Regions from separate parts of the Homo sapiens genome. Here region 1 is linked to region 2. Evidence: read pairs that join two places in POLR2A ChIA-PET (ENCODE). Cell type or tissue: A673. All regions are shown on one strand. Region 1 has its middle 7.9 kb from the start of IGF2BP1. Region 2 overlaps LOC105371811 (a long non-coding RNA gene).

What was found. ChIA-PET counts read pairs that join two places held together with the same protein. Peaks named below come from ENCODE experiments on the same cell type or tissue, not always from the same donor. Only the 100,000 strongest peaks of a DNase experiment are listed, where the experiment ranks them.
Region 1: POLR2A ChIA-PET joins it to region 2 with 6 read pairs; 2 of 35 experiments call an interaction of 5 or more read pairs at or near these places.

Annotation. Positions count from the first base shown.
Region 1 is chr17:48,987,005-48,992,004 of GRCh38, forward strand. No RefSeq gene overlaps it. Among named protein-coding and RNA genes, the nearest start is that of IGF2BP1, 7.9 kb to the right of the region's middle. In A673, no CTCF peak of the experiment used is centred here; a DNase peak (open chromatin) is centred at 4,207; H3K4me3 peaks cover 1,634 bases; H3K27ac peaks cover 3,884 bases.
Region 2 is chr17:48,738,753-48,743,752 of GRCh38, forward strand. LOC105371811 (a long non-coding RNA gene) reads left to right here. Exons shown (of 3, transcript XR_934823.2): 3 at 4,372-4,713. Among named protein-coding and RNA genes, the nearest start is that of HOXB13, 13 kb to the left of the region's middle. In A673, no CTCF peak of the experiment used is centred here; no DNase peak of the experiment used is centred here.

The DNA.
Region 1 (5,000 bases), 250 kb after region 2:
CTGCAGCCTCCGCCTCCCGGGTTCAAGCGATTCTTGTGCCTCAGCCTCCCGAATAGCTGGGATTACAGGCGCCTGCCACCATGCCCAGCTAATTTTTGTATTTTTAGTAGAGACAGGATTTCACTTTGTTGGCCAGGCTGGTCTCAAACTCCTGACCTTAAGTGATCTGTCGCCTTGGCCTCCCAAAGTGCTGGGATTATAGGCTTGAGCCACCACGCCTGGCCTGTGCTGTTTTAAGAATGATAAAACAAGCACTGTGTAGTTGCTACATGGATTAAGAACTAGAACATCCTCAATATCTCTTTTTTTTTCTCAATATCTTTGAAGTGCCTTCTGTGCCCCTCTGCAATCAGCCCTGTGCTACTTCCCCAGAATGAACCACACTCTGGAATTTTGTTCATCATTCTTTTTACTTTTGTTAAAGTGTTACCTTTTCTGAATGTATACCTAAACAATACATTGTTTAGTTTTGGATATTTTGGAACTTATGTAAACAAAACCATAATGTGTCTGTTCCTCAGTTCTAGGTTTTGTTTTGCTTTTTACCTTAAATAATTTTTTTAAGAGATGGAGACTTCTTATGTTGCCCAGGCTGGATTCAAATTCCTGGGCTCAAGCAACCCTCCCTCCTCAGCCTCCTGAGTAATTGGGACTAATGGTGCGCACCTTTGCTTCCCAGGTTTTTTAGATTAACGCTGTGAGACTCATCCATCTTGGCTTGTGTGGGTGAAGTTCATTCATTGACACCGCTTATTAGTACTTCACTGAATGAGTATACCAGGCATTATTATCTGTTCTCCTATTGATAAACTTTAGTATGGTTTCTAGTTTTGCTATTATAAGCAATGCTGCTGTGGATATGCTTGTACAACATGTCTCTGGGCACGGATTTCTGCAGGTAATTTCTAGTCTTTTATGCACGTGTAGTTAAATTTTTTTTAAAAAGGTTCCAATCATATGAACTATATGAACACAAATACTGTTTTGTGTTCATTTTCTGTAAACTTTTTCTCAAATTTCTCTAAACCCTTTGGAATGTAATATTTCAAGTGGTTATGCTAGAAGTTATTTGAATATTCCTCTTTTAATATTTATATTGTTAAAACTTTTCTTCCTTTCTTTTTTCTTTTTCTTTTTCTAGACAGGATCTCACTCTGTTGCCTAAGCTGGAGTGCAGTGGCACCCATCTCGGCTCACTGTAGCCTTGATCTCCTGGGCTCAAGCGATCCTTCCACCTCAGTCTCCCGAGTAGCTGGGACAACAGGCATGTGCCACCAAGCCCGGCTAATTTTTTTTTATTGTTGTTTGTTTATTTTTTTTTTTGAGACGGAGTCTTGCTCTGTCGCCCAGGCTGGAGTGCAGCGACGCGATTTCTGCTCACTGCAAGCTCCGCCTCCTGGGTTCACGCCATTCTCCTGCCTCAGCCTCCCGAGTAGCTGGGACTACAGGCGCCCGCCACCACGCCTGGCTAATTTTTTTGTATTTTTAGTAGAGACGGGGTTTCACCGTGTCAGCCAGGATGGTCTGGATCTCCTGACCTCGTGATCCGCCCACCTCGGCCTCCCAGAGTGCTGGGATTACAGGCGTGAGCCACCGCGCCTAGCTCCCAAGCGCGGCTAATTTTTAAAATTTTTCGTAGAAATGAGGTCTCATTGTGTTTCCCATGCTGGTCTCGAATTCGTGGGCTCAAGTGCTCCTCTGGCCTCAGCCTCCCAAAGTGGGGGGATTACAGGCATGAGCCACCTTGCCCAGCTGAAAGTTTTTTTTGACGGTTATTAATAACACATCTTTATTCATTGTTTTGTTTGTTTGTTTTTTGAGTCGGAGTTTCATTCTTGTTGCCCAGGCTGGAGTGCAATGGCACAATCTCGGCTCACTGCAACCTCTGCCTCCTGGGTTCAAGCAATTCTCCTACCTCAGCCTCCCGAGTAGCTGGGATTACAGGCATGCACCACTACGCCCGGCTAATTTTTGTATTTTTAGTAGAGACAGAGTTTCTCCATGTTGGTCAGGCTGGTCTCGAACTCCTGACCTCATGTGATCCACCGGCCTCGGCCTCCCAAAGTGCTGGGATTACAGGTGTGAGCCACCGCACCCGACCCTGTTTGTTTGTTTAGATTTTTTTAAACCAATTTTTTTTTTTTGCCTTTAAAAATATCATGATATCATGCCTGCAATCCCAACACTTTGGGAGGCCAAGGTGGGAGGATCTCTTGGTGCCAGGAGTTCATGACCAGCCTGGGCAATATAGTGAGATCCGGTCTCTACGAAATAAATAAATAAATAAATAAATAAATAAATAAATAAATAAAAATGAGCTGGGCATAGTGGTAGCTTGCCTGTAGTCCCAGCTGCTCAGGAGGCTGGGGTGGGAGGATCACCTGAGCTCAGGAGATCAAGGCTACAGTTAGCTCTAATTGTGTCACTGAACTCCAGCCAGGGCGACAGTGAGATTCTGTCTCTTAAAAAAAAAAAGATAAAATATACATAATAAAATTTACAATTTTAACCATTTGAAGCATAAAATTCAGTGGCTTTAAGTACATTCACACTGTTATGCAACCATTACACTACCCATCTCATGAATTTTTTCATCCAAAATTGAAATTCTGTACCAACTACGAATCATCCATTTATCCTTTTGCTTTGGCTTATTTTACTTAGCATGTTTCCAAAGTTCATCCATATTGCAGTAGGTATCAGAATTTCATTCCTGTTTAAGGCTGAATAATTTTTTTTTTTTTACATACTGGATTTTTTTGTAGAGAGGTTACTCAATAGTGCAATTTCTAAGTGAAAGAGAAATTAATTTTTAAAGGTTCTTGTTGCCTTAAAATTGTCCTCCCACACAGCCATATGGAATGTTTATTTCACTATATTCTTGCTAGTAATGAGTATTATAAATATATTTAAAAACACGCAACCTTACTATTTTCATGAACTGCTTAGTTTTTGTTTTAATTTAGCCTGCTATAAAAATTGGTTTGCTTTCTCCTTGGGTGTTCATAGCTGTATTGACAGGTAGGACATTAGGTGAACATCTGCTCTGGCTGAGGGGCTATAACAGACGACCTGGGGACCAATGAGAAGGGCTGTCTTGGGGTAACGTTTTTGCTTTGGATGATATACAAAATAAGAAATCTTTATGTATGTAGTTAGTGGGGTGCTAGTTACATTCCCAGAAGGAAGAACCTAAGAGAGCTCTTGGCAGTAGGTGTATGTGGGTTACCTCCTTAAGACTGTCATCCTGGCTGTGGGGCACTAGAGGATATCAGAATGGCAAAGGGCTCTGTAATTAATTCTGATGGTGGCTGTGATTGCCTGAAGCCCTCAGTTGAGAATTCTGAGCCGGTGTGACCAGACACAGAGGAAAGCGGTTGCTGACCTTGGGTACAGAACTGCCATGGGCACAAAACTGTCATGGGAACAGAACCAGGGAGCAACAAGCTCAAGCTCAGAGATGCCCCTTGGTTGCTATTTTTGATATAGACCAATTATCCTTTTAAATGACTACATTTATCTGTATTTCATCTGATTGTGTTGTATTTATTTAAAAGAAAAAGGCGCTTACAGGCTGAAAACAGCATCTTATCTGATCACAATGATCACATCTTCTCAGATAGTATCAAATATACTTATTCAGTAGATTTTTACTGTCAGCACTGTTAGACACCCTGGGTGATACAGAGGCTTTGCCCTCAAGGATTTGGTCATAAAATGCTAATTACAAATTTAGTTATAAGCAAAGTAGGACATGGAAAAATGACACAAAAATGTCAAAGTGTCTGATGAATGTTCAGCCAATAAAAACTGGGAATACTGGAGCGGAGTTGTTCTGGGAACTGAATCATCCTGAGGTTCTCCTAAAAAATGTAACAAGTTTCCCCTTTTGGTGTATAAAATAATTCAAGCATCTCTGCATCCTTCCCTTTCACTAGAAGTAAGTTTGAATGAGAACAAGTTAGTGATAGTGGGAGAGGGAGAAGAAAAAGGACAGAAAGTTTGGTTAGGTATATTGATTTAAGAGAAGGAACAAATCAGTTGAGGGGCAGAGGAGCAGGAGAATAATAAAAGGGTAAAGAGAAGCAACAAAGAAAAAGAAAAATTGAAAAGAGGGTAAAGGTAAAGGGGGAGGAGGAAAGGAACTGACAGTGTCCGGAGCGGGAAGAAAAATGGAGGAACAAAAGGAGAGGGGGAGGAAGAGAGAGGGGAGGGGCAGGGGCAGGGGGAGGGGCAGGGAGGAAGAGGAAGGTAGGAAAAAAGATGGGTCAGGAACCTCATTTTAAAGCAATTTAGAAATAACTCTGAATTCTTTCCCTATACACTTTATAAACACATTTTAGAAATGAAAAGAAAATTATAAGAATGTACTCAATAATTTATTATATAAATGCTCACCAAATATTTTCAGATTGTGTTTAAGAGTGGAAATTAAGTTGTGTTGATAATAATTCTTTAAAAAAAAAAAGGTGGAGGTGTTTATAGGAGAGTTGGGTGAACCAAAATTCTCTCTAGATTGTTAACTCATGAAAATTAGGAGTCACTTTTAGAATTGTGTCTCAGTTTAGTCAAACAACCATTTAAAACAAAAATGCCATACTATTAGGCTGAGTCTCTTTTCTTTGTAAATCTGGTTTGTACATGAAGACAGATTGAACTGTTTTAAATTAATTTTTTGGTGATGAAATACTAGTGAAATAATATTTCTTAATTTTTAAAATTTAAAACAACAAAAAACCCCAACATAGCAGCATTATCCCTAGTAACTGAAATATTTGTGGCAGCTCCTGAAAAAAAATCCTAAACAGGAGTAGTCAGTTAATCTCATCATTAGGGGTAAAATTTTTAGAAAAGCAAACGAAAATAATTTGCTGAGTTAAAAAATTCTTTTAGTCTTAAAATGTATAGATGTTGTGTAGCTAAAATGGAAACTTCATGAAGTTTGACATGTAACTGATTAATTTCGAATTAAAATAATTTAAATATTTAGAAGATATGTT
Region 2 (5,000 bases):
TTTTCCCCCTTTTTGTCCCAGAGACATTCTTTCCTTCCTTCTGCGTGTGTAAACACACCTGGTCGGGCAGATTTTTCAGTAATCCCAATACTGAGTCACCTCACCGGCCGGGGTTTACTCCCCAGCTCCTGGATGGTAAAGCGCCCTGCGGCCCGCGGGTCAGGTCTTTAACGGTCCAGCCAGCGCAGCAAGAGAGCTGGGGAGTCTTCTTGCAGTCCCTTCCTCCTACTCACGCAAAGATCTCCTCTATGCTGGTAGGTGCACCTGCCCTCCACCGATCCTCACCCTGAGCGCAGGTCGTACCTCAAGGCGAAAACCCGCTTAGTGCGTTGGCGGGTGGAGAGCTGCCGCCTTCTTGATCCGGGACTGAGAAGCTGCACTCCCTGACGCCACTGTGGCCAGCACCTCGGGCCGCGCAGACCCCTACATCTCTAATCCCATAGCCCTCCAGGGGTCCTTGGGGCAGTCCCTTTGGAAAGTCTTCGAAGTGCAGGGTACTTTAAGTACCCTGTAGACGCCTTTTATTTAATCCGCACAACAAAAGAACGGGGCAGGAGTGGGGGGAAATTGTTACTTCCGTTTTGTAGATAAGAGAACTGAGCCGGGACGGTGGCTCACGCCTGCAGTCCCAGCACTTTGGGAGGCCAAGGCCGGCGGATCGCTTGAGCCCAGGAGTTCCAGATCAGCCTGGCTTGAACCCTGAATTTCTGTTGAATCCGAAGTTGGATGGTGCAGTGAGCCGTGATTGCGCTGCTGCACTCCAGCCAGGGAGACAGAGGGAGAACCAGTCTCAAAAAAGTAAAAGAAAACAAGAAAGCTGAGGTTTAGGAGATAATTTGTCCAACTTCTAGAGGCAAATCGAGGCTTTATGGCACCAAATCCTGATTCTGATATTTTCACTTCTCTTCCCTCTCCAAACACAAATCGTTGACACATTTTTATTTTATTTTATTTTATTTTATTTTATTTTATTTTATTTTATTTTGACACAGGGTCTCATTCCCTCACCTAGCCTGGAGTGCATTGGCGCGATCTCGACTCACTGCAGCCTCGACCTCCCGAGCTCAAGCAATCCTCCCACTTCAGTCCCCTCAGTAGCTGGGACCACAGGCACTTACCACCACGCCCAGCTAATTTTAAAATTTTTTATAGAGACGAGGTCTCGCCATGTTACCCAGGCTGGTCTCAAACTGCTGAGCTCAAGCGACCCTTCCACCTCAGCCTCCCAAAGTGCTGGGACGACAGGCATGAGCCACTGCAACCGACCATGACAAATTTTAAAATGGAAATAAATTTCATTATATCTCATTAGTATCTCAAACTAATACTAAAAACAGACTTAAGATATTTGGGAAATTATTAAAGGGAAAAGGGAAAAATTAAGGAATTTGGAAAAATCAAAACATGAACTCTAAAATAAAGAAACCCGGCTGGGAGTGGTGGCTCAAGCCTATAATCTCAGCATTTTGGGAGGCCGAGGCAGGTGGATCCTTGAGGTCAGGAGTTCAAGTCCAGCCTGGCCAACATGGTGAAACCCCATCTCTACAAAAATAAATAAATAAATAAATAAATTAGCCGGGCGTGGTGGCATATGCCTGTTGTCCCAGCCACTCGGGAGGCTAAGGCAGGAGAATTGCTTGAACCCGGGTGGCAGAGGTTGCAGTGAGCCAAGATCGTGCCACTGCACTCCAGCTTGGGTGACAGAGTGAGACTCCGTCTCAAAAAATGAAATAAAATGAAGAAAACCCTTTAATACACTGTCATCTTTTTTATCAGTGCCCCCCATGACTTCTAAAACTACAAAAGTGGGAACCAATTTCTGTCCTCTTCCTCCCACCCCATTCCTCCCACCCTGTTTTACTTTGGAGGCTGAGTCCACATGAGTAACAAAGGAGCTATACCTGGCAAATGTTCACCTAGAGTTGAATTGTGGGAGGCTCAAACTCCTCTAATGGCTCTGTTACCCACACTGACAGCAGAAAACTGTCATGTTTGGGTCAACAAGCATGGTTGGGTCAACCTGGTGCCAAAACACCTTCCAAGCCTGTCCCTTCTATGGGGGAAAAAAATGGGTATTTGGTGGGCACTGAGGATTCTGAATTTGATTTTATGGGTGGCTCTCAAAGCCTCACCCTTTAAAATTGAGGGTGAACATTGGTGTACATGTGTGGTTTTTTAGGACATGAGCCTACTGCTTTATTCTTTTCTTTTTCTTGAGACGGAGTCTCGCTCTGTTGCCCAGGCTGGAGTGTGGTGGCGTGATCTCGGCTCACTGCAACCTTCGCCTCCCGAGTTCAAGCGATTCTCCTGCCTCAGCCTCCTGAGTAGTTGGGATTATAGGCACACATCACCATGCCTGGCTAATTCTTGTATTTTTAGTAGAGACAGGGTTTCACCATGTTGGTCAGGCTGGTCTTGAACCCCTGACCTCGTGATCCACCCGCCACAGCCTCCCAAAGTGCTGGGATTACAGGTGTGAGCCACCGTGCCCAGCCTATTGATTTGTTTTCTAATGGCAAATTTTACAGATACAGAAAAGTAAACAAAAAAGTGTAATTCAACCCCTCATACCTATCACTCAGCTTCAACAATAATCAACTCATAGCCCATCTTATTGCATTTCTTTCTGGAGGTTTTTTGTTTCGTTTTGTTTTGTTTTGTTTTGTTTTTTTGAGACAGAGTCTCACTCTGCCTCCCAAGTAGCTGGGACTACAGGCGCCCACCACCACACCTGGCTAATTTTTTGTATTTTTAGTAGAGACAGGGTTTCACCTTGTTAGCCAGGATGGTCTCCATCTCCTGACCTCGTGATCCACCCACCTTGGCCTCCCAAAGTTATGATGAGCACCGGGCTCAGCCTTCTTTCTGGAGTATTTTAAAGCAAATCCCAGACTTCTTTTCTTTTTTTTTCTTTTTTTTTGTTCCAAAATTCTTCAGTTTGAATCTTTAACAGGTTTAAAAAAATTTTTTTTTGTTTTTAGAGATGGATCTTGCTCTGTCACCCAGGCAGGAGTGCAGTGTCACTGAAGCCTTGAACTCCTGGGCTCAAGGGATCCCACGCCTAGGACTACAGGACTACAGGCATGTGCTACCATGCCTGGGTACATTTTTTTTTTTTTGGTCGAGACGGGGGTTCCCAGATGGGTCTCAAACTCCCTTGTTCAAGTGATCTGCCTCTTTGGCTTCCCAAAGTGGTGGGATTATAGGCATGAGCCACTGCGCCCAGCCTAGTTTTATTTTATTTTTTGTAGAGACAAGGTCTCGCTTGTTGCCCAGGCTGGTCTCTAAACTCCTGGCCTCAAGGGATCCTCCAACCTTGGCCTTTTGAAGTGTTGGGATTATGGGCGTAAGCCACTCTTCTTTTGCTTTTTTTATATATAACCTTTATGTGATTGTCACACAGGACAAAATTGAGAATAATTCCTTAATACTATCCATGTTTGAATTTCCTAAGTTTTCTCAAAAATGTCTTTTTACAGTTAGTTTAAGTCAGGATCTAAACAAAGTTCATACATTACATTTGCTTGATGTCTCTCAACTGTCTTATAACCTATAACAATTGCTCCCAATCCATTTTTCATGCCATTACTTTATTTAAAAACCTGGGCCAACCCAGTTCTCAAAAGGTATTGGACATCCTCAGAAAAGATGACTGCTCTATGTTGAACCAAACAACTGATTCTTACAGGTTTCTTCCTCACTTGTCCTCTGGCTGTGGCAGCCAGATATGGACAGGAGAGCTACATCCTTCCCTCCACTCCCTGCCAAAGAAAGGAGAGCTGGGATAAGCAGTGCCCTCCCCTGCCCACCCACTATGTCACTTTCTGACTCCCTTTGGTCCCCTCATTGCTCTTGGAGTGAGAGACCTCATTCCTTCTCTCACTGGAGGCAGCCAAGAATGGGATCCTCTGGTGGGTCTTTGGATTATGTAAGTTTCAAACACTGGATACACAGCTCCAGATCTAAAGGCAAGATTGCTGCTCTAGAGGCAGGACTGTTCATTTCCTGCCTTGGGGATGCACCCAGAGGCCTGAATGCTTCCCAAGGAAACCAAAGAAAGAACATGGTCTGTTTCAGAGGTGGAGTGGCCAGTCTAGCTCTGCCATCTCTCACTCCTTCCTGCCTTTAGGGTACCACTGAGGTGGAAAGCCTGAACTGCTGTCTCTGCTCTGGCTTGTGCTCAAGCTGTGTGTCCTTGGACTGGCCATCTCCTCTCTGCAGCCCTCGGTCTTCTCATTTGTAAAATGGAAGTGATCCTCTCTGCCCATACTTCCTTACAGGGCTGCTTGGAGACAATCAATCAAGATGAGGGAAATTGAGATTCTACAAAGAGTGTGATGCCTACATAACAAAGTATTGTTTTTCTCACAGTTGGTGGTATTTGAGGAGAAGGTGAAGATTTTGGTTGGAAGAGGGACCAGCAGACAAACTTGTTCTCTTGTGTATAAAAAGCCATAACACGCCCCACATCCCTCAAGCTAGGAAGAAACCTGGGCTGGATGGTGACCCACTGGAGAAGCTGTGACATCCTAGCATGGGGAAGAGTACCAGGATGCCCACTCCTCTTCCCCAGGAACCACCAAGGAGCCTGGAGCCTGGCTTTATCTCAGCCCTGAGTCCCCCTCTCCCGGTGCGCACACCCCTAACTTTTTTTTTTTAGATGGAATCTTGCTCTGTCGCCCAGGCTGGAGTGCAACGGCAGCTCACTGTAACCTCCACCTCCCAGGTTCAAGCGATTCTCCTGCCTCAGCCTCCCGAGTAGCTGGGATTACAGGCGCGTGACTCCATGCCTGGCTAATTTTTGTATTTTTAGTAGAGGTAGGGTTTCACCATGTTGACCAGGGTGGTCTGGAACTCCTGATCTCAGGTGATCTGCCTGCCTCCACCTCCCAAAGTGCTGGAATTACAGGTGTGAGCTACCGCGCCCGGCCAATCTGGGGCTCCTAGCTTTGGTGCACCAACTACTCAAATCCCCAACTTCTCTCCAAGAGGAATTTCAA